Regions from separate parts of the Homo sapiens genome. Here all the other regions are linked to region 1. A link is a contact called in ENCODE Hi-C or POLR2A ChIA-PET data. All regions are on one chromosome and are shown on one strand. Each heading gives the region's core, a stretch centred on a gene start or an enhancer-like site at or near the end of the contact. The rest is flanking DNA. Distances are from core to core; before and after follow the strand shown. Region 1 holds the start of ZNF800 (zinc finger protein 800). Region 2 holds the start of METTL2B (methyltransferase 2B, tRNA N3-cytidine). Region 3 holds the start of AHCYL2 (adenosylhomocysteinase like 2).

Region 1 (2,700 bases), core at 80-2,579:
TTCTTGTCATCCCCTAGAATCAAGCTGCTGCAATCCCCGGAGACCTAATGCAAACGCTTCACCTCCTGGACCCAAGCCATCCCGCCCCCCGCCCCCGCCTCTCCCGTAGCTGGGACCACAGGCACGCGCCATCCTGCCCGGCTAATTTTTTTTTATTTGGTTGAGAGGGCGTTTTGCCATGTTGCCAGGCTGGTCTCTAACTCCTGGGCTTAAGCGATCCTCCCGCTTTGACCTCCCGAAGTGCTGGGATTACAAACACCAGCCACTGCGCCTGGCCCAACATTTTTAAAGTAACAAATGTATCAATTTACAAACTTTCCTTTGGATTTTGAAAACTGAACTTTTTCTCTTCTAAACAAAGTCTATCTACTGAACTTCAGTTTTTTCAGGACCCCGCACAATGGCAGCTTAAGTTGGACCAACTGGAAAGGTTTTCAGTGGATCTTGGGGAGGATCGGAGACAAGGCGAATGGGCTTTATTCTCTTAAAATTTCCTGACGGGCGGTGGACACATATTTGCTTGATGTCACCAAGAGCAAGAATTACGTTCCAGGAGCTGGGAGGAAACAACGGAGGCGGCTCTCTCGCCCCCAAGAAGCGGCCCTTGGTTGGCAGAATTTGACAGATGACTGGGATCTTCGAGGATTTTCCAAGCAGGATCGGGGCGCAGAAGAGGAGGGAAAGTGCGTGAGCCCACGTGACCCAACTCCACTTTCAAGTTTGAGAAGCGGAGCTGCCAGGATAAATACCCATCTGCTACCAATAGATGCTTTCCCTCCCTTGGGCCTGATAAAAGAATCCCCAAGTTCCGGGAGGCATGCTTCGAAAATTGTTGGCAGGAAAAAAATGTTCAACTTTTGCCATTTAGCAATGCACTGACAGCCTTTTGGGGATCATCACTACTTATGGCTCATACATCTGCCCACCGCTTCCTAAGTCCTCTCCCAACCCTCCCCGAGTTTCAGTTCCACTGAACAGAGAACAGCGAGAGCAACAGTTTGGTGGCCGAGCAGCCCGTCTCCGTGGGCGCGCACGCCGCATCGCGGGCCTCACACCTCACTTTGGGCTTCGGCTCTCGGTCGGCCCGAGACTCCGGCCGCGGCCCTGGTGTCCCCCGCCCCGGTTCCCTCCCCTCGGACACGGCCCTCGCGCCGGCGGCCCCGGTCCCCTCCCCACCGGCCGCGGCGGGCACAGCGCGTCGCCTACCCACAGGCGGGGGCGCCGGCCGGGCGCATGCGCGCGGCGCTCCCGGGCGTGCCGGCCACACTCCCCCCACCCACTCGGTGAGCTTGTCACTTCCTGCCCTCGCCCCATCTCCGTCCGGGGTCAGTCAGTCGCTCCCTGTCGCTGCCGGAGAGTCTCTGCTTCCCCCTTCCTACGCGCTCCGCGGCGGTAGCTCGGGCTCTCCGGAGGAGGGGGCGACAGAGTAAAAGAGAGGCTGACTTAATAAAGTTTCCTGAAACAACAACTACCACCGAAAAGGCCCAAGGTTGGGGGAGACCCCCATTTTTCTCCGCCCCTCTCCTAAAGCCTGAGGGACCGTTGCAGGTGGAGCGGCGCTGGTGGGACCCGGGTTGCGGCGGCAGCCGTTGCCCCGGCGAGGGAAGCCTCAGGTCCTGCCCGCTCCGGTTCCGGCTCCTTCGGTGGTGGCGGCGGCAGCTGCTGCCGGGCGGTTCCTCCTGTCAACTGCCTCCGCCCGCGCGCCTCCCGCCTAGCCACACAGCGCGGAGGACGCCGTGAGCCGCCGCCGCAGTCGTCTCGGCCCGCGGAGGGACGTGGTGAGCTGTGGCGCTTCCGCGTCAGCGCCGGCGGGGACTCTTTGGGAGCGCGTCGGGCCCGAGTCCGGGTTCCCCCGCGTGGTCAGCGGAGGCTGCGCCAGGTGGGGCCCGCAGCCGCCTCCCACGCCAGGCTGTCCCCGCGGCCGCCCGGCCTGCCTTCCTTCCTTCCGCCCGCCCGCCGGCCCGCCCTAAGAGTTGAGTAAGTTGGGCGCACTTGGTTGTGGGGACGGGGTCTCCGCCAGGGAGACCCCAACGCACGTGCGTAGCGGGAGGGCGCGGCGTGGGCCAGCAGCCGGCGGGAGCGGCACCTCCGTAGTCCCGGAGCCCGGCGGTGCCCGCCGCGCTCTGCGCTCCGTTTCCGCGCGCCCGCCCGGGACGGCGAGGCCGCAGCCGCCCGCGCTGCCGGCCAGGCCTTCGCCCTGCGCTGCGCACCCGAGGCTGCGTTTCCGGGTAGGGCGATGAACCTGTGTGGGGAGTTTGGGCTGCAGGAGGGTTTGTGCGTCTTTCTGTTTTCTTTTCGAGAGGGAGGTGCGGGTCCGTGGAGGGAAAGCGGAGAGCTGATGATGGGAACGTATCTGGAAAATGCAGCCAGTGCCCCCCAGGAAGTTCAGGGCGAGTGACGGGTTTGTGCTTCTTTCAACAGCCACGCCGCAATGAAGAGCTTCTTACAGTGAAAGCAAAGTAGGTCGAGTCCACTGAAAATGCCTTTAAGGGACAAATACTGTCAGACTGACCACCATCATCACGGATGCTGTGAACCAGGTAGACCCCTCTTCGTCCGCAGTTGCTTTGCCCTCCATCAGAGCCACTCTGCCTTCTCTTTTTTTCTAGCTTTTTTTCCTCCTGCCCCAGTAGTCATTCTTAAGCAGGCTATGATATTCCCTAGCATAAGCCAGTTATGAAGCTAAAAGCTTGTACAAAC
Region 2 (2,700 bases), core at 34-2,533, 1.1 Mb before region 1:
GGATTTTAGTTCCACTACTGCTACTACTGACTGCTTACCTCTGGGAAAAGCACTTAATGTCCTGTGGTCCAAGTGTCTTTAACTATAAAAAGAGAATATTGAACCACATGATTTTCAAAATCCCTTTTAACTATTAACTTGCTTTGATCTAGTTGCTGTCAGACTATGCAGGGTGAATGTTTTGTAACTGGAACCTTTTTGTTGTACAGAACTCTTTCAGCAGGTACTAAATTTGTAGTGCTATCTTCAATTGTCTGGAACAATCAGTCCTAGTTTTACTATCTAGGGATATTTTGCAGTGAAATCATCAACCTCTCAAGCAGGGGCCTCCTTTTCTTTGGCCAGACTTATCTCCACTCTGCTGCATCCACCTTTCCTTGACTGAAGCCCTAAATTCTCATAACCATCACACAAGTAATAGACACACAGTCACCAGTCATTAGCCCCCCTCCCAACAATATTTAGAATCTAATCACTTAAATGAAGCTTCAATGGAAACATCTCCTCATGGAAAATGCAAATCATGTAAAAAGTACAGGTTCTAAGATGATCGCGTGACCACACAGTTGTCATTGGCTAGCCATATCAACGTGGATCTACTCAACATAATTAAAGACAAAATTACCCTCCTCCAAAGTAAAACTATATATTAAAAAAACCCTCTACGACTTAAGATTTTGTTACAATGCAGCCCTTTTCCCTCCTTGCTCATCCCCTCCCTGTCCTGCTCTACTCCTGAGATCCGCATCAGGCCAGGAATAAAGGATGTGGGCGGCCGCGGTTCCCTGGCCTCTCCGGGAGGGCGCGTTCGGCAGTACGCTGGCTGTTGATACCAACGAGAGCCCATTTAAGCGCACCTTGTTTCTCCTGGCACACCCGCTGGATACTGTTCTCCTGGACTTTTCTCTCCGCCGCCGCGGCTTGCTCTTCCGACCACTCCACATTGTCCCTGAGAAAATCAAACGGGCAGCTTAGGGGCTTCACGTCCTGGCTGCGAGCAGGGTGAGTCGCTGGCCTAGGAGTTTCTCTCCCCTTGGAGAGTGCCTCGGGTAGGGCAGCTTGACTCGTGGCCGGCGGTCAGGGGCTTTTCGGAATGCTCCGAGGCGGCGGGACAGACGGCCAGCGACAGGCCGGGCGAGGGGGCAGGGTGATTACCAGGCATTGTGGTGGAAGACGCGCGCCGGATCGCTCAGGAACCGGCTTCCGAACTGCTGCCTCTTATCGGCGAGGATTGCAGGTGCACCTTCAGGGTAGGAGCCGGCCATGACACCGGAGCCGGAAACACTTCACTTTCCGTAACGCGAGAACTTCCTGCGGGCCACGCCCTCTTTCAGAAGACGTGGAGTCTGGGCGGGAAAAAGGGTGGCGGGACAGGGCGGTCCTGGAGTCTGGTCCGGGTGGCGCTCGGGAGCTGTCGTTTGGGGCTTTCCCAGGGTTGGCGAAGGGCTCTCTAGGGAAGGGGACCAGGCAGGGGGAAATTCTCCCCGGAGGAGTCGTATCTCATTGATGAGGTGCTGATGGACGTGCAGGTTAGGCAGAAAGTGGGAGACATTCCACTTGAGGCCCAGTTCATTGCTGGGATCCTCTTAACAGGTTCCCCAGCTTCCCTCAAGTTGTAAAACAGGAATAATCTTGAATCATTATAAGAGTTGAGGCTACCTAGTTCCACTGCGGAGCCGATGTCCAGAACTGAAGAAGGTAGCAAGCAGCGGAAAGAAACAGGGCAATTTCCAGCTTCTATAGTCAGCTCTTCATAGTGTGGGTGTATATGTATACACAGTGTGTATATATATTTTGGTTGGGGTGGGGGAGATGGATATATGAAATTAGAGAACACGAGGCTTAGCAAATCAAATGGAATATCCAAGGACAATTTTTTTTTAATTATAACCATCTAACCTTTTTGAATCATCCATATTATATTTATTATAATTATCCTTATTAGCACAATTAAGATTGTAATACACACATACAGTTTGTCATAGTAATACATTTCAGCCTTACATTTCTATTTCTAGATCTAATACAAATAGACTCTCAAAAGAATCTAGAAGAAAGTATGTTATAGACATAAGGTTATTTGAGAAGACTTCCAAGAGAAGCATGATGAATACCACTTGGAAAAGAAGGAAAGGGCAGAGACCAAACAAGGACCAGCCCAATATCTCTTGGACTTTATTTAATGTCATAATGTCAGAATAAAGGGAAAGATGAATTTTTTTAAAAAAGGAAAGGGTTAGTGCAGTGCTAGACATAGCACATTGGTAATTAGTACTTTTTTTTTTTTTTTTTTGAGACGGAGTCTTGCTCTGTTTCCCAGGCTGGAGTGCAGTAGCTGGATCTCAGCTCGTTATAACCTCCATGTCCTGGGCTCAGGTGATTCTCCTGCCTCAGCCTCCTGAGTAGCCGGGATTACAGGTGCGCGCTACCACACTCGGCTAATTTTTGTATTTTTAGTAGAGATGGGGTTTCACCATGTTGCCTGGGCTGGTCCTGAACTCCTGACCTCAAATGATCTGCCCACCTCGGTCTCCCAAAGTGTTGGGATTACAGGTGTGAGCCACCGTGCCCAGCCAGTAATTGTTTATTCCATTGTAAATTCTTTCTGTAGGTAAAACTACAGGGAGCAATGAATGATTCTATACTTTTCCTCCAAAGAAATGGGAACAAGCTCTAAGCCTCTCTAATCAGGAAGAAAAA
Region 3 (2,700 bases), core at 122-2,621, 1.8 Mb before region 1:
TGCCCTGTTTTTCTGTGCTGATTCAGCTTTAAGAGAGAAAGAAAGACAAGCTTTGAGAGAGACAGACAACTATGGATAGACAATGTACGGGTAATACAGGGCTATCATCCACCTAGGCAGTTACTTCTTGGTATTCTGAGACCTCCTCAAAACTGTCTGAAAGAAGCTGACGCCTAAGACCGAAAACCCCACAAAGATCGTCTTTCCCAAAAGTAGCAGCATTTCTTCCTATCACTTTCAGATTATAATAAAGCAATCAATAAGACATTCATTCTCTTCATACACAGCCTAATAATCCTGGTGACCAACTATACCCAGCAGGGAGGACAAAGCTCTTAACACGAAAGAGTGAGGAGAATCTCTCCATTACCCTTTTACATATTCAGGGAAGAGAGAATATCGCAGTCGCTGGAAATGAAGGGCACAGCATCGTGTTGCTGTATGGCCACGGTTGGCCACAGAAAGGCAGAAAGTCATCAACTGTATGGAAACCAGACAACTCTGACGATTTCTATGCAAGGTGACTACACCTTACTCGTTCTCCAAGTATTAAAGATCTTTTCATCCTTATTGCTGTGTGAACTCCCGTGAGCGGTAAGGTTTTTCTATACTATCGAGGTCTCTTCCCCGATAGGCTGGAAAATCACACCCGGGAGCGTGTTGGGGCCGCGGGACGTACTATTAGGTGTCTCTCCTCCCGCTGCCTATTCCAAGTAGTAGGGGAGAGCGCTACCTCCATGTTATTCAGAGCGAAGTACGGCCGTGCCTCCTGGAGTCTCCGCTCCCAGCACGAGGGGCCGGCTGGGGGGCATCTCTGAGAGAGTGGGTTTAAGGGGACAAGGGGTATCTCCGGTCCTGCGATCAGAAAGGAGGGCGTGGAGGGTGGTGCCGCCGTGCCGAGAGGATCTGCAGTTCCCCTCCCCTCCCTTCCTCTCCTAGAGAGGCAGCCCGGCCCCAGTACCTTCTTGACTGTGCGCGGCGCCTCGGTGACGGTGCCGTCGGGGCTGACCAGGGCCTCGCCGCCGTCGCGGTGCCGCTGGTGCTGGTGATGTGGGTCGCTCCGCTTCATGGCCGACGCCTGAGGCACCTTCCCGGCGGCGGGGCTGAGAGCGGCGGCGGGCCCCGAGCCCGGGCCGGGGACCGGGGGCCGCTCCGCGGCGGGAGCTGGAGCCTCAGGGTCTCCACCGCCCGCCGGGGGGGCCATGGCGCCCACGGCGGCCGTGCTCAGTCCTAGTTGCGACTCCGCCTCGGAGGGGCTCAGGTCCTTCAGCTCCACCTCAGGCACCTTGGCGGCAGCCGCGGCTGACACAACCTGCACCGACATCACCGCCTCCGCTGCAACCACCGGCTCAGACTCCAGCTCCTGCTCTTGGTCGGCCCCGCCTCCCACCTCCCTTCCTCTTCCCTCCCCCATGTCCCCACTCCTCCCCTCCATCGCCTCCTCTCCCACCCCCTTTCTCCGCCCGCCAGTCCCGGCCCCTCCAGCCCCGCCCCGCCCCGTCCCGGTCTGGCCTCGCGCGAGGCGCCACGGAACCTGTAGTGCGTTTGCTCCCGGCCGCACGCGGCGAGAAGACCGTGGGACCTCAGGCCCCGACCTACACTGCGCGCCCCATGGGCGGGGCCCGCAGCGTCCCCTGGGAGTTGTAGTCCTTTCAGCCTTTCCTCCACTAAGTGAGATTCAGCCGAGGAGAGGGAGCGCTAGGGCCGGCAGCTAACAGAAAGGAGTGAGGATAGGTGACTCGACGGAGGGGATGAGGAAGAGAAAGTCTCCAGAGGAGTTGTGACTTCCGGGGAGGGAACGCCAAGAAGCCTTAGGGGAGGGGAAGTGGTAGAGGAATGGCTCGTTGTCCTGACAGCGTGAAGTTCCTCCGCGCGTGCCCGTCTGCGATCACGTGAGCGAGTATTTAAAGGAGAAGCGGCGGCTCCAGGCTGGAAGTGGCTTTATTTTTCTTTGTGATATTGAGAACTCAACACCCTTCCAAACTTCAGTGGCTTTGTTTTTAGAAGGGATAAAGTAGGACCTTGCTTGCTGTGGCGCTTTCTGTCACATTCTGGGTTTGGAAGCTAAGATCATTCCTCAAAGAAGTTAGGTATCACTAGATCAAAATTCAAGGCTGAGGAATTACACGTTGCCTTAAACGAGGCCAAATCTTTTCACCTATAATTCTAATAGGGCAATCATCTGAAATTCAGATACATATATCAGCATAGAGGGATATGAATAGTGAATATGAGTAGTTAATTTCCTAAGTGATGGGATTTAAGGTGATTTTTACTTTGTACTTTTCTGTATTATTTTTAAATTTTACATTTAGAGGATGTAAGCAAAAAGACATGCACCGCAGCGTCCTTTTTAATAACAAAAAACTGTCTAAAACTAATGTCCAACAAATAGAGCAATTGTTACAGCCTTTGAAAATCGTTTGCCAGCTGGGCATAGTGGTTGACGTCTGTAATCCCAGCACTTTGGGAGGCCAAGGCCGGCAGATCACTTGAGATCAGGACTTCAAGACCAGCCTGGCCAACATGGTGAAACCCCATCTCTACTAAAAATACAAAAATTAGCCAGGCGTGGTGGCGGGCACCTGAAATCCCAGCTACTTGGGAGGCTGAGGCAGGAGGATCGCTTGAACCTGGGAGGCAGAGGCTGCAGTGAGCCAAGATCATGCCACGGCACTCCAGCCTGGACAACGGAGTGAG

The links. A loop is a pair of places that touch in the nucleus more often than their neighbours do. ChIA-PET counts read pairs that join two places held with the same protein, here RNA polymerase II (POLR2A). Pooled maps may share reads with other maps.
Region 2: a loop to region 1 is called in a map of CD8-positive, alpha-beta T cell, with 11 times the contacts of the local background. The contact joins the promoter of METTL2B here to the promoter of ZNF800 in region 1. A Hi-C loop is called at or near these places in 1 of 168 maps with a recorded cell type or tissue (CD8-positive, alpha-beta T cell) and 5 of 50 pooled maps. POLR2A ChIA-PET finds 5 or more read pairs at or near these places in 1 of 52 experiments (naive thymus-derived CD8-positive, alpha-beta T cell).
Region 3: a pooled map shows a loop between it and region 1 (21-fold over the local background). The contact joins the promoter of AHCYL2 here to the promoter of ZNF800 in region 1. A Hi-C loop is called at or near these places in 9 of 50 pooled maps. POLR2A ChIA-PET finds 5 or more read pairs at or near these places in 2 of 52 experiments (K562 and T-cell).

What each region holds. Positions count from the first base shown.
Region 1 is chr7:127,391,337-127,394,036 of GRCh38, reverse strand. It overlaps ZNF800 (zinc finger protein 800), which reads left to right and starts at 1,329. Exons shown (of 6, transcript NM_176814.5): 1 at 1,329-1,977; 2 at 2,422-2,540. The coding sequence starts at 2,480. RefSeq lists enhancers at 530-659, 1,400-1,529, 1,374-1,874 and silencers at 970-1,369, 1,770-2,169.
Region 2 is chr7:128,475,331-128,478,030 of GRCh38, reverse strand. METTL2B (methyltransferase 2B, tRNA N3-cytidine) reads right to left here and starts at 1,283. Exons shown (of 9, transcript NM_018396.3): 1 at 1,156-1,283; 2 at 858-949. The coding sequence starts at 1,265. RefSeq lists enhancers at 1,007-1,176, 1,397-1,446.
Region 3 is chr7:129,223,701-129,226,400 of GRCh38, reverse strand. It overlaps AHCYL2 (adenosylhomocysteinase like 2), which reads right to left and starts at 1,371. Exons shown (of 17, transcript NM_015328.4): 1 at 962-1,371. The coding sequence starts at 1,324. RefSeq lists silencers at 1,038-1,287, 1,408-1,477 and an enhancer at 1,758-1,867.